Regions from separate parts of the Homo sapiens genome. Here regions 2 and 3 are each linked to region 1. Evidence: read pairs that join two places in POLR2A ChIA-PET (ENCODE). Cell type or tissue: MCF 10A. All regions are shown on one strand. Region 1 holds the start of LOC124900373 (a long non-coding RNA gene). Region 2 has its middle 20 kb from the start of ADCY9. Region 3 overlaps SRL (sarcalumenin).

Region 1 (5,000 bases):
AGCCTAGAACCAAGAACTAAACATGTGGCCGGGAGCAGTGGCTCACACCTGTCATCCCAGCACTTTGGGAGGACGAGGCAGGCAGATCACCTGAGGTTACAAGTTGGAGATCAGCCTGGCCAACATGGTGAAACCCCATCTCTACTAAATATACAAAAATTAGCTGGGTGTGGTGGCGCACGCCTGTAATCCCAGCTACATGGGAGGCTGAGGCAGGAGAATTGCATGGACCCAGGAGGCAGAGGTTTCAGTGAGCCATGATCACGCCATTGCACTCCAGCCGGGGCAACAGAGTGAGATTCCATCTCAAAAAAAACAAAAACAAAAACGAAAAAACCTGGCCAGGCATGGTGGCTCTCACCTGTAATCCCAACACTTTGGGAGGCTGAGGCAGGCAGATCACGAGGTCAGGGGATTGAGACCATCCTGGTTAACACAGTGAAACCCCGTCTCTACTAAAAATACAAAAATTAGCCGGGCGTGGTGGCGGGCGCCTGTAGTCCCAGCTACTCGGGAGACTGAGGCGGGAGAATGGCGTGAACCCGGGAGGCGGAGCTTGCAATGAGCAGAGATCACGCCACTGAACTCCCACCTGGGCAACAGAGCAAGACTCCATCTAAAAAAAAAAAAAAAAGAAGAAGAAGTAAAGATGTGCTCAAAGAATGACATGAACACATCAAAAGAACACAGGGGCCAGCTTGGAGGCGCTGCTTTTGGCCAAATCTGGGACAATCTGGGTATCGAAGCAAATGATAATGGTAATGAATTATAACCCAATGGGTAAAATAGGAGTCTATGAGTGTATTGATAGGAAGGAGAGAAAGACAGCAGGCAAGCTCCAGCTTGCAGTGGAATGCCAACTAATCAATGCAAAAGAAACAATGCAACTAGAAACATCACCATTTGGCAATGCTCATACTAATTCCCTCAGGCAAGAATCATCCCAGGATGCTAAAACAAATGGGCAAAAAGCTTAATGAGAAACAGGATATTTTCCGAGTCCCCAAAAAATCTCCCCACCAGAAACAGTACTTTTTAACTGATAATTACAAAATACCAACAAATTAATTTTACAGTGGAGAAACCTGGTAGACACCACCTCAACCAAATGATAAGTTAACTTCTCCAGAAATGGGACTGATCAGACCTGTGTGCGTTCCTGTCGTGACAACCCTGCAGGGACTCTCCTGCCAGGAACCTACCACCTGATTCTCATCATGAAGGAATATGAGACCAGCCCAAACCGAGGGACATTCTACAAAGTAACTGGCCTGTTCTCTTAAAAAAATGTCAAGGTCGTGAAAGACAGAGACGAAGGAACAGCCCCAGATTGAAGGAGACTCGAGAGCCATTGACACAGACGGCGCCTGTGGTCCTGGGCGGGCTCCGGGGCCTCTGCATTTGGTGGCATGGTGTGACAGTGCCCACGTCCTGATTTGGGCAGGTCGGTGCAGGCTATCCGGGACAGCGTCCTTGTTTTTAGGAAACCCACACAGGAGAATCTAGAGGCACTCTCTGCAGTCTATTCTCAAATTATTCCGGAAAAAAGGGATGTGTGTATGTGGAGAGACAGACAGACAAACATGTCGGAATGTTAATTCAGGGAATCTGGGTGAAGAGTATTTGGGAATTCTTTATACTGTTTGGGAGCATCTCTGTAAATTTAAACTTACTTCAAAATTAGAATATAACGCCACCAAAACCCCCTCTATCACTCACTCCGCATTCCTAGATAACAACTAGTGTGGAATTCTGTTCTTTGAATCACTAGATATCAACTAGCGTGTAACTCTGTTGTTTGAAGCCACCTGGTTTGAGGTACTTTGGTACAGTAGCCCTAGGAAATAAATATGCTACTCAAAGAATATTGAATGTGGCTTTTTCTACAATACTAAAATCTGACCTACCATGTTAACTTAGTAAGGCAAACTGCTGGGGCGGGGTCCCGTTTCAGCCGAACGCATCTGACAATGCCTTAAGTCACACATTGCATAATCACAAGTTGCTTCTTGACATGAGCGGCTCTTCAAGTGCACGGGGAACAACAGATTCTTTGTCAGGGACTCACAAGAGTCACATGCTGTTATTCTTTTCTCCTTAAGAGACAAACTGATTTTTTAATCACTGAGAGCCTATTACATGCGTGGCATAGTTTTAAGATGTTTTGACATGTCACACGTAAACGATAGTAAACATGTCTTGGAAGAGGGGCTAAGATGTGGGACGAACGTGATTATTCAATGGGCATGCGCTTCCGGCCACGCATCACACGCACATACACCAGCGCGGTTATCCATAACTCTACCATTTCAAGTGAGCCGCAAGAGACTGTAAATCGCAGTGAAGTGGGCCGTCAGGCAATGATTACTAAATAAGCATGGGAAACATCTAAGATTAACAGTGAAGAGAGAAGATGCGTTTGGAATGGAATCCTGGAGACAGTTAAGTTACCAGGTGCTTTCACAGTCGTTTTTTCAAATTCAGTCACTGAGACATAAAATAATATTGATCTTTGAGAAGAGCTCTCGACGGAAACAGCAGTTGGCAGTGTCCCCAGAGCACTTGCCCTTCCTCTGGAGCGCTTCACGTGCGAGCCCGCCGTCTATTTATAACAGTTGGGCACTTGTCGCCACAATGGCTGATTGTGTGGCCCAGCTGTCTGTGTCTATCAAGAAGGGCAGGAGTGGACAGCCTGCACTTTGATGTTTCCCTTTTTTGGAGACTGAAAATAACATTTTTAAAAAACTGCCAACCGGCAAGGTCACAAAATATTTTTGGATGGCACGGGGACCCGATTGCAAAGCTGTGGTTCACATCAGATGCGGAGGCCTGGGACGCAGCCAGTGAGCCCCATTGCACAATATCCTGCTCATGCCAACTTCAAAAGTTATTTGCCTCGGAGAGCTCCCAGACGACTCTTTCTCGGTAATAAAACACAGCATTTTAGAAATTTGCAAGGGTCTTCTGGATAGGGCATTACCCAGAGGAGCAAGGATTTCCCTGGCCACTCTGGTTACAGTTGCAACCAGCAGCCCCAGGCCTCTTGCCACCCTTGCCCCGCCCCACCCCACATCCCTCACCCCCACTCCACAAACTCCTGCCCTTCCCTGATGAGCTCTCAAGCACTTACCAGCGACACGCTACATATTTTTCTAATGCATGTGTCAATTTCTTGACTCGCCCATTCTATTATAGATGGCTCACGAAAGCAGGATTAGCGTCTGTTTTGTTCACTGATGCAACCACAGAGCCGAGAATAGTGCCTGGCTCACAATATTTACTGAGTGCATACTTGTGGAATTAATTAATTTAAATAGCAGAGACAATGGGATCAGGAAACACATGGAAATACCGATGACCAGTATTAGATGTCAGGGTTCTGTCGCCCTTCCCTCCGCCCCCGACGAAGATCCCAGCTTTGTTTACATATTTGTGGTGCACAAAAATAGAAATGGACTAAACAAAATTCCCGATTTTCCCAAACTGTGGTGGATTGCAGAAACCAAGACTTCGCAGGGCTCGGTTCTGAAATGATTTTCACTCAAACCATCTTCCTGAAACTCTTCCTATTACTCTCTGCCCATTTCGCAAACCTTCTTGCTGGAGGTATTAGATACGGGAAGCACCTGTAGTAATCAACAAGTATGGCTCTGATTAAATGGATTTTTTTCTTTTTTTTTTTTTGAGACGGACTCTCGCTCTGTCACCCAGGCTGGAGTGCAGTGGCACAATCTCGGCTCACTGCAAGCTACGCCTCCCGGGTTCAAGCAATTCTCCTGCTTCAGCCTCCCGAGTAGCTGGGACTACAGGTGCCCGCCACCATGCCCGGCTAATTTTGTATTGTTAGTAGAGACGGGTTTCACTGTGTTAGCCAGGATGGTCTAAATCTCCTGACCTCGTGATCCACCTGCCTCGACCTCCCAAAGTGCTGGGATTACAGGTGTGAGCCACTGTGCCCAGCCGAAATGGATATTTTGAAAATCATCAAGTTATACAAAAGAATCCCACATGCTGTACAACACCACTCGAGATTTTAGGGTTTTTGCGGGTTTTACATCAGTAGATCATGAAACCCTGACTCTTTAATTATTATGTAAATGAAATTCAACAACACACTCACACCTCAAAAACTCTGGAAGGTCAGAAAGAGGCAGAGAGCAGGGCCCCCGCGGAAGGGGAGGCACACAAGGCAGACAGAGGCAGAGGAGGTGGGAGTACAGGCCCCAGCACTGTGGTAGCCAACAGCAGAGCCATTCTTCCACACCGGGAAGGGCCCCCAGGCCTCAGGAAGCCAGCTCTATTCAGCAGATTTCACAAGTGAAAAAGCCTTTTTAGATGTCTTTTGGGGTCAGGCGTGGTGGCTTACACCTGTAATCCCAGTACTTTGGGAGGCTGAGGCGAGCAGATCACTTGAGGTCAGGAGTTCAAGACCAACCTGGCCAACATGGTGAAACCCTGTCTCTACTAAACATACAAAAAATTAGCTGGGCATAGTGGCACACACCTATAATCCCAGCTACTCGGGAGGCTGAGACAGGAGAATTGCTTGAACCCAGGAGGTAGAGGTTGCAGTGAGTCAAGATCAGGCCATTGTACTCCAGCCTGGGCAGCAGAGCAAGACTCTGTCTCAAAAAGGAAAAAAAAAAAGGCCAGACGCGGTGGCTCACACCTACAATCCCAGCACTTTGGGAGGCCGGGGTGGGGGGATCACGAGGTCAGGAGATCGAGACCATCCCGGCTAACACGGTGAAACCCCGTCTCTACTAAAAATACAAAAAAATTAGCCAGGCGTGGCGCCGGGCGCCTGTAGTCCCAGCTACTTGGGAGGCTGAGGCAGGAGAACGGCATGAACCCAGAAGGCAGAGCTTGCAGTGAGCCGAGATGGTGCCACTGCACTCCAGCGTGGGCGACAGAGCGAGGATCCGTTTCAAAAAAAAAAAAAGATACCTTTTGGGAACAATTCCCCAGCAGAACAAAGGTGCCACTTCTAAGTATGAGGA
Region 2 (5,000 bases), 83 kb after region 1:
ATGGCCTCACCAGTGCCCAGGCAGGGACAGTGGCCATTCAGGAGTGCCCTGGTTTCCAAAGTGATAGAGGTCAGATGTGCCTGGCCACACGCAATCCTGGGCTTCATTTATATGCAACAAACCCATTATCTGCTCCCAACAAATAGGGAAGGAGGCTAAGACGTAGGCGGATGAAGGGAAAGTGCCTCCAAGACCTGCAAGTTAGGATAGAGCTGGCAGCCAGGGGTTAGGGAAGTGGAAGGAGGCCCTGCGGGTTCTGGAAGAGGACTGTGTGCAGCTACAGCAGCGGGCTTTGCAGTGGGACTGCCTGGCTTCAGACCTTGGCTCTTCAGCTTGCTGTGCAACCTTGGGATAGTTACTCAACCTCTCTCGACCTCAGTTCTCTTCCCTGTCAACCGAAGACCAAAATAGAACCTACATTATAGGGCTATTATGAGGATTAAATCAAACAAGCCAAAAAAAGCACTTCACACAATACCTGGTATGTAGTAAATACTCAACTAATGCGGGCTATTATCAACCAGCCACACTGGAGGGAAGCCTTGAAGGAGGGTGTGGTTTTCTGTGTCAGCTTGGCCAGGCTATGGTATTTGGCTGTTTGGTCAAACGCCAGTCCAGATGCTGCTGTGAAGGTATTGTTTTAGGTGTGATTAATTAATATTTATATCAGTAGACTTTCAGTAAAGGAAATCACCCTTCACAATGTAGGGGGGCTTTATCCAATCAGTTGAAGGCCTTAAGAGAAAAGACTGAGGTTCCCAGAGAAATAAGAGATTCTGCCTCCAGGCTCAAGGCTGCAGCATTGGCTGGGTGTGGTGGCTCATGCCTGTAATCCCAGCACTTTGGGAGGCTGAGGTGCGTGGATCACCTGAGGTCAGGAGCTCAAGACCAGCCTAGTCAACATGTTGAAACCCCGTCTCTATTAAAAATAGAAACATTAGCCGGGCGTGGTGGCACACTCCTGTAGGCCCAGCTACTCGGGAGGCTGAGGCAGGAGAATTGCTTGAGCCTGGGAGGCAAAGGTTGCAGTGAGCCAAGATCACGCCACTGGACTCCAGCCTGAGTGACAGAGTGAGTCTCCATCTCAAAAAAAAAAAAAAAAAAAAAAACAAAACACCAGGACTGCAGCATCAACTCTTCCCTGAGTCTCCAGCCTGCTGGGCTGCTCTACAGATTTCAGACTTGCCAGCCCCCCAATCCCATGAAACTATTTATTTATTTAGAGACAGGGTCTCACTCTGTCACCTAGGCCAGAGTGCAGTGGTGTGATCATAGCTCACTGCAGCCTTGACCTCCCAGGCTCAAGCAATCCTCCTGCCTCAGCCTGCAGAGTAGTTGGGACTATAGGTGCATGCCACCATGCTCAGATAATTTTTAAATTTTTTGTAGAGATGGGATCCCATTATGTTGTCCAGGCTGGTCTCAAGCTTCTGAGTTCAAGAGATTCTCCCATCTCAGCATCCCAAGTTGCTGGGATTATAGGCATGAGCACTGCACCTAACTGACAATTCCTTTAGGTAGGTAGGTAGCTAGAGGATAGGGATGGATGGAGGAATGGATGGATGGATGGATGGATGGATGGATGGATGGATGGTTGGTTGGTGGTTGGGTGGATGGTTGGTTGGTGGTTGGGTGGATGGATGGATGGATGGACGGTTGGTTGGATGGGTGGGTGAATGGATGGATGGGTGTGTGGATGGATAGACAGATATAGATCTAGCTATCTATCCTTCTATCTGTCCACATATCCTATCAGTTCTGTTTCTCCATAGAACTCTAATACAGTCAGATTAGTGGCCAGAAGACACAAGGACAAATGTCCCAGGCAAAGCCCAAGAGTGTGGGCTGTGCTATGGAGGATCAAACAGGCCAGTGAAGCCACCGGGCACAAGGTGCAAGAGAAGACATCAGGAAATGAAGCAGAACTGCAGGTTGTAGTCATGGTGCAAGGTGGCTCAGCAGCCAGCTGGAAGCCTTTGGAAGATGGAGAGGCAGAGAGTGAGCGTAGGGCTGTCCTTGAGGAAGAGGCATGCACAAAGCCAGCCATGCACACTCCCCAGCCGTATCTGCTGCCAAAGCGAAACCAGGATGGCTGTAGAAATTTGCTTCAAATGAAGAAACCTGTCCCTTGACGGGGACAAATGATGTCAAGCACAAGTGCAGAAGCAGACCACATTCCTGCCACACCATGGCTCAAAGTCACAAGGCAGAAACACCTGAGAAGGGGGGAAGGTCTGAAGGAGGAGCCAGGTCTGGCCACGTTCTCCTTTGGAATCTGGGTGTGGCCACCCTACATGGGGATCTGGAATGTGCCGTGCTGCAAAGTGAATTCCTGGTGCATTTTTGAGGCTCAGGTGATCCCGAAGTTATGGCTGTCATGAGAAAGCAGCACCCTGCAGACAAAAGGTTCTGGAAGGTGGGCAGTACAAGCTGGCTTCATCCAGGAGCCCTGCTCACAGCCTGGTGCTCAATGGATATCATCCCCACCGGAAGTTCTAGGAGCTGCCCTTGGTTAATGAGCCTGGCAGCTAAATGGCGTCACTTGCCAGGTCACATGGGCAAATGGCCAGCGCCTCGTTCCTGGAGACAAGGCGGAGTCATTCAGTTCTTTTGTTATTGTTGCTAGAGATGGAGTTTCACTCTTGCTGCCCAGGCTGGAGTGCAGTGGTGCAATCTCAGCTCACTGTAACCTCTGCCTCCCAGGTTCAAGCGATTATACTGCCTCAGCCTCCTGAGTAGCTGGGATTATAGGCACCCGCCACCACACCTGGCTAATTTTTGTATTTTTAGTAGAGATGGGGTTTAACCATGTTGGCCAGGCTGGTCTCGAACTCCTGACCTCATGATCCTCTCACCTCAGCCTCCTAAAGTGCTGGGATTACAGGCGTGAGCCACAGCGCCCAGCCTAACTTTTGTATTTTCAGTAGAGACAGGGTTTCACCATGTTGTCCGGGCTGGTTTCAAACTCCTGACCTCAGGTGATCTGCCCACCGCAGCCTCCCAAATTGCCGGGATTACAGGCTTGAGCCACTGCGCCTGGCCTGGAGTCATTCAGCTCCAGGGGCTTCTTTCTTCCTTACTAAACGGCTTTGTGCAGGGAGCAGAAGTTCTGCCTGCCCTTTCTAATTGCCGGTCGCAATAATATCATTCCTATTTAAGACTGAATAATATTCCATTGCATGGATAGAGCGCATTTTGTTTATTCACTCATTTGTTGATGGAAATTTGCTTTGTTTCTACCTTTTGGCTACTGTAAAGATTACTGCTATGAACATGCATGTATAGATATCTGTTTTAAGTCTCTGCTCTTTTTTGGCTTGGTGAGGTGGCTCACGCCGATAATCCCAGCACTTTGGTAGGCTGAGGTGGAAGGATCACTTGAGCCTAGGAGTTTGAGATCAGCCTGGGCAACACACAAAGACCTCATCAAAGAGAGAGAGAAGAAAGAAAAGAAAGAAAAAGAGAAAGAAAGAAGGAAGAAAGAAAGAGAGAAGAAAGAAAAGAAAGAAAAAGAGAAAGAAGAGAAAAAGAAGAAAGAAGAAAGAAAGAAAAAGAAAGAGAAAGAAAAAGAAAGGGCACTTCAAGATGATGCAGGTTGGAACAAAAAAAACCAGATTATTATTAAACTTGTTATTAAACAGCACCTAGTTTGACAACACTTGGAGTTTGCAAAATATACGGACTCTCTTGGTTGACAAACAGAAAGGGGATTCTTCCCCAGTTGCTTCCACTGTCCACAGGACAGCAAGTGGCTGTGACTGCCTAAACGCCCTCCTCCCAAGTCACATCCAGCAGTGCCCTGCCTGCCACACCACGTCATTCGTGTCATTTCTCCCACAGGCAGCCCCTTCCTTTGTGTCAATCAAAAGCTGATGGGCACCCGGCAGGCAGCCGGTTTGCTTCTGTCGGCAGCAAATGCTGTCCACATTTCAGACCACTAGTGAAAGTGGAAAAGAAATTATTACCATATGAAGTTTCCTTGATGAAAGCAGATTTAAATTCAGCCTTCATCCCCAAATTTTCAACACTACTTTGACAGTGGTTTATCTATTCCATTTTATTTTTTATTTTTTTGAGACAGAGTTTCACTCTTGTTGCCCAGGCTGGAGTGCAATGGCGCGATCTTGGCTCGCTGCAACCTCCGTCTCCCAGTTTCAAGTGATTCTCCTGCCTCAGCCTCCCAAGTAGCTACGATTACAGGCGCCCGCCACCACACCCGGCTAATTTTGTATTTTTAGTAGAGATGGGGTTTCACCATGTTGGCCAAGCTGGTCTCAAACTCCTGACCTCAGGTGATCCGCCCGCCTTGGCCTCCCAAAGTTGACAGTAGTTTATTTTAATACGTAACTTTGAGTCATGGAATAACTGCAGAATATGCAACATATTTTTAAATTGTTTATCTGATCGTGGTGTCAAAATCCCAGTGATCAATTCATTAGGTTTGCTTGACTCCCAGAATTAATACATATTAATAAATATTTTGTTGAGTACCACTATGGTCTGAATGTTTCTGTCTCCAACAAAATCTATAGCCTCAGAGGTGATAGTGTTAGGAGGTGGGATTTTTGGGAGGTGATCAGGTCATGAGGTTGACGCCCTTATGAACAGGATTAGTGCCCTTATAAGAGGCTCCAGAGCTGCCAAGCCCCGCCCACCATCCGAGATCTCAGCAAGAAGTCACCTCTATGAACCAGGAAGCAGCCCTCACCAGACACTGAATCTGCCAGCACTTAATCTTGGACTTCCCAGCCTCCAGAACCTCGAGAAAAAAAAATTTAAGAGATAGGTTCCGGCTTTGTCCCCCAGGCTGGAATGCAGTGATGCAATCATTGTGGCTCACTGCCGCCTCAAGCTCCTGGACTCAACAGATCCTACCACCTCAGCCTCCCCAGTAGCAGGGACCACAGAAATGCACTGCTGCACCCAGCTGATGTTTTTTATTCTTTATTTTTGTAGAGATGGGGTCTTGCCATCTTGCCCAGGCCTACAGGCATGCACCA
Region 3 (5,000 bases), 160 kb after region 1:
TGGGGGGGGTCTCCTAGGGCCTGGCATTTGCCTTTGGAACAGCAGTAGTTAAGGCTTCTCCTCTGGGAATCCAGCCCTTTCCATGGGCTCCTGTTGTCCTTCAATGATGATGGTGATGACCGTGCCGATGATGAGGATCGTGATGATGATGATGATGGTGATGATGGTGATGGTGATGACCATGCTAATGATGAGGATCGTGATGATGATGATGGTGATGATGATGGTGATGACCGTGCCGATGATGAGGATCGTGATGATGATGATGATGGTGATGATGGTGATGGTGATGACCGTGCCGATGATGAGGGTCGTGATGATGATGATGATGGTGATGATGATGGTGATGACCGTGCCGATGATGAGGATCGTGATGATGATGATGATGGTGATGATGGTGATGGTGATGACCGTGCCGATGATGAGGATCGTGATGATGATGATGATGGTGATGATGATGGTGGTGACTATGCTGATGATGAGGATCGTGATGATGATGATGATGGCAGCAATGGTGGTGATGATGATGATGGTGATGACGACGATGACGACGATGGTGATGATGGTGAGAGTGATGATGACAATGATGATGAGAATGATAGTGGTGATAATGATACTGAGTTGAATGAACTCTAGGTCTGATGTCCTATAACATTTCTGACAGTCTCAAAAGCCGTTTTCCCTGGTAAAGGTGAGAGGGCCACACAGTCCCAAGGGGGATGAAAGTTCCAAATGTTGGAGGTTCACCGTGACCATGACCTTCACACTGCTGTGTGTTTCCACTCCTGCGCCCTGGGCAGGAAGCAAGGTGTGTGCATATGTGTATGCACATTTATATTCAAGCTCTTCCCTGGTTTTCACAACTTAGGGCTGAGCTTCCCCTGAACTTCTGCTAAACAATTTGGAGTAAAAAGGACTGAGGATAATGGCTTCTTACACTGTGACCTTTCTCCCAGGCTAAAAATAACTGCTCCAACAGAAAGTCTCTCAATGAAACAAGCTGTCCCATTGGGCCCCAGAGCTCACTCCCCAGGAAGCAGCTGTGCCACTGGACCCAGTTCTCCTCTTGGAGGCGCAGACAGAGGTGTGGGAGCCTCCGATTACACTCACTTCCATCGCATGACATCTCACTTCAATCCTGGGAAATCAAGGCTGGTGTCTTTCCCACCTCCCTTGCTTCTTGCCGAAGCACCCTATTGGCCCTGGAGCAGGGAGGCCGCAGAGGACCCAGGACACCCTGGAGAGGTGAATCCCCAGTAAGATGAGTCTTGGTCTATCCTGGGACATGAAGTACCGCACTGTATGTGCTGCTGCCAGGGTGGCCCCCCCGACTCCGGCCAGGCCAGGCCCGGGACTGACGTCAGGGCACAGGAATAGCAGGCCCCAACTCTGCCCAGAGACCATGGGAAGGCCCCACCCCACTCACACCCAGTCCAAGCACAACACACAACAATCCTGCTTCTCCCACCAGCCCCTCTGCCACCAGCCTTTCTCGGGGGGCCAGCTTTCCAGCAGGTCCCACCAGCCCCACAGCCTCAGGGCAGGCCCAGGCTCAGTCCCTCTCTCCTCTCTCCATCACCAACCAAATGCCCTGATTTTGTTTCTTCAGCCCTGTCTCTTTCCAAAGCACTTCTACATGGACTCAGAGGACTATGGAGTTGCCAAGGGCCCTCGTGAGTCCAACTGTAAAGGAGGACGCTCTGGCCAGATACCTTCAGAGACTTGCCCAAGATTGGGGCAGGGGTGGGACAGAGTCCAAATATATGAACCTTAGTCTGGAGTTCTTTTTGCCCCCATGGAGTTCACAAACCATGTCCCATGAAGTGCTAGGGTTCCATAGAAGTGACTCATGGGGTGAGGAAAGATCAAACAGCAGAGACAGCCACCCACTTTGTACTTCCTGCTCTCCTTGAATTTGTCTGCCCCAGTGTCCACAGAGAAAGACTGCAGGGAGATTGGCAAGCCCTGCTCCTTTACTCTCCTCGCTTCTTCCTTCAAAATATTAGTATCTGCCTTGAGCCTCCTATCCATTATTTTCTCCAACGTCCCAAGACATCCTGCTTACAGCATCTTTTTTTTTCTTTTTCTTTTTCTTTTTTTTTTTTTTTTTTTTTTTTTTGAGACAGGTCTTGCTGTCGCCCAGGTTGGGGTTCAATGGCACAATGACACCTCACTGCAGCCTCCACCTCCTGGGCTCAAGGGATCCTCCCACCTCAGCTCCCCCAAACAGCTGGAACTCCATGTGTGTGCCACCACATCCAGCTGATTTTTTTCATTTTTGTAGAGATGAGGTCTCGCTATGTTGCCCAGGCTGGTCTCAAACTCCTGGCCTCAAGCGATCCTCCCACCTCAGCCTCCCAAAGTGCTGGGATTACAGGTGTGAACCACGCTTACAGCATATTTTCACTTTGCCAGTCCACACGTGCCAGGCTCTCAGCTGGGTCATCTCCTGCCCTCACGTAGGACTCCATCTTTCCAAGGTAGTTTCCTGTGCTTATTCTTCTCTGATGCTCCTAGCAGCCCTCTGAGGCAGAAAAAGCAAGGGTTGTTAACCTCTCTTGAAATGAGGAAACAAACACACGGAAGTCAAGTCGTTTGCCTCACAAGTCATTCCAGGGATGGGCTGGAACTCAGGCCAAGAGACAGAACAAAGCTCCCTGGGAGCGACCATGACCTGCTGAGCTGTTCAAGCCCAGATACCCAGCTTCTGGGGCTGGGTCAACGTGTACCTGTGTGTTTCACAAGGGGATTCTACAGAACACCAGCATTTCGGACCCTCTGCACTAGCCATCCTCAGTACCAAGGGCCAGGAAGCTCTGTCTTGAAGTTGAAACTAGAGATGGAGAGAATAGAGGTCAGGACCTGTTTTCAGCCCACCTCTGGGTGTTGAATGTATTCAGTGCCTTCGTGCAATCAAATGTAGATTCTATTCCAGCCCGTCCAAGTCTCCTTAGCACATGTTTATAACAAGTACCTGCCAAGGTTATTCTTCCACATGACTTCTCATCCATTTGAACTAGAGCTAGCAAGTCCAAAGTCATGCGTAAGTAAAATACCTCTGACCATTACTCATACACAGTTATGCAAATCAGTCATTAGTAACAGAATCCCCAGCGGGGGCAGGAATCACTCTCCAAATCTCTGCCTGGTTCATCTGTCCCAGAGAGTGAGGAGCACCAGCCATGGCATACATGTGAGCCCCATGTCTTGCCCCCATCCACCCCCCGCCCCACGTTTTGGCTCTCATTGGCTGTATATTAAGTGCAGCAGGGAGCAATTCAGAAAACAGAGTTCATGCCGCAGAGCAGGCAGCCTGCCCCCTTCCTTGTTCTAGATCTTGTCTCTGAACACTCGTGGACCGGGCAAACGTGGGCCAGCAGCCTCTTCTGGTGTCCTGTTTTTCCTTGACTTTATCCTACTGGGTAAACATTCACTGCTCAGGACCCCTTGCTCTTCCACTTTTTTTTTTTTTTTTAGACGAAGTCTCATTCTGTCGCCCAGGGTGGAGTACAGTGGTGCGATCTTGGCTCACTGCAACCTCTGCCTCCTGGGTTCAAGCGATTCTCCTGCCTCAGCCTCCCGAGTAGCTGGGATTACAGGTGCCTGCCACCACTCCTGGCTAATTTTTGTATTTTTAGTAGAGACAGGGTTTCACCATGTTGGCCAGGCTGGTCTCAAACTCTTGACCTCAGGTGATCCACCCGCCTCAGCCTCCCAAAGTGCTGGGATTACAGGCATGAGCCACTGCACCCGGCCTCTTCCACTTCTTAGATGAAGTCTTAGGACAACTTTGCAGAAGGCTGTTGCCCATAAGGACCCGAGAAGAGAAATTCTGGCTGGAGGAAGGCTTGTCTGCATTCTCCCAGGACCCCTGAGGTCCTCTTCTGCCATTCTCTCAGCCTTTCCCTCTTCTCCCAACATGGGCGACCAGAGTGCAGGGGCTGAGGCAGCCATTCTTGGAAGGCTTCTTTGGCTTCCTGGCCATGCTCCTAAAGTCAAGGCTAATCCCACTGGGACAGCTTGTCCCTGGCTGGACTCTAGCCCTTAAAATGATTCATCCAGGGAATCAGATACAATGACAAAAGTATGACAGGGTACAATGACAAAGGTAGCAATCAGAAAGAACCTTGGGATTTGGGGGTCCAGAGAGATCTTCTGATAGACCAACTGGCTTGATTTCACTCATGAACAAAACCCCAAAACCCTGGTAAGTGCTTGTCCCAAGGCCATGGGGCTAGTTAAGGTAGTAGGCAGCAGTCTGCTTCTAGAACTCAGCTCTCTATGGACGCTCTCCCAGCAGTGGGCCAGCCAATAAGAGGGTCTAAGTCTACCCTAGGACAGTGATTTCTTAGCCCACCCTCTTCTACTCTTCAATAACAACTGTTTTAGGCTGGACGCAGTGGCTCTGAGAGCCCATGGCTCACACCTGTAATCCCAGCACTTTGGGAGGCCGAGGTGAGAGGATCCCTAGAGCCCAGGAGTTTGAAACCAGCCTGGGTAACAAAGCAAGACCTCTGTCTTGCTTACTACTTGCTTTGTCTTACTACTGGCCCATCTTTCCAAAAAATTTTAAAATTAGCTTGGCATGGTAGCGTGCGCCTGTGGTCCCAGCTACTGGGGAGGCTGTGGTTGACGGACCTCTTGAGCCTAGGAGTTTGAAGTTGCAATAAGCTTTGATAACACCACTATACTCCAGCCTAGGCAACAGAGGGAGACCCTGTCTCAAAAAAAAAAAGGATTAAGACTTCAGCACAATTGTTTTTAACCCATAGAGTCCTGAGAATTGACAGAATAACTTCACTCCTCACCCCACCTCCAATTCCTGGGAATTCTTGGTTTGGGAGGTAGAAAGAAATTACCAGAAATCCCACAACCATCATATATATACATGCTTGTCACTGATGCCTGGAGGAGTCATCAGTATAAATGACTATTCACTTTTATTTTATTTTATTTTTATTTTATGTATTTATTTATTTTTTGAGACAGCATCTCTGTCA

What was found. Peaks named below come from ENCODE experiments on the same cell type or tissue, not always from the same donor. Only the 100,000 strongest peaks of a DNase experiment are listed, where the experiment ranks them.
Region 2: POLR2A ChIA-PET joins it to region 1 with 11 read pairs; 3 of 35 experiments call an interaction of 5 or more read pairs at or near these places.
Region 3: POLR2A ChIA-PET joins it to region 1 with 10 read pairs; 5 of 35 experiments call an interaction of 5 or more read pairs at or near these places.

Annotation. Positions count from the first base shown.
Region 1 is chr16:4,050,905-4,055,904 of GRCh38, forward strand. The region is part of intron 2 of ADCY9 (adenylate cyclase 9); the gene reads right to left. It overlaps LOC124900373 (a long non-coding RNA gene), which reads right to left and starts at 3,716. Exons shown (of 2, transcript XR_007064957.1): 1 at 3,131-3,716; 2 at 1-2,917. In MCF 10A, no CTCF peak of the experiment used is centred here; DNase peaks (open chromatin) are centred at 877, 2,007, 2,877 and 3,147.
Region 2 is chr16:4,134,132-4,139,131 of GRCh38, forward strand. No RefSeq gene overlaps it. Among named protein-coding and RNA genes, the nearest start is that of ADCY9, 20 kb to the left of the region's middle. RefSeq lists an enhancer at 1-362. In MCF 10A, no CTCF peak of the experiment used is centred here; DNase peaks (open chromatin) are centred at 2,290 and 2,560.
Region 3 is chr16:4,211,312-4,216,311 of GRCh38, forward strand. All of the region lies in intron 1 of SRL (sarcalumenin), which reads right to left. Among named protein-coding and RNA genes, the nearest start is that of SRL, 28 kb to the right of the region's middle. In MCF 10A, no CTCF peak of the experiment used is centred here; DNase peaks (open chromatin) are centred at 1,860 and 3,060.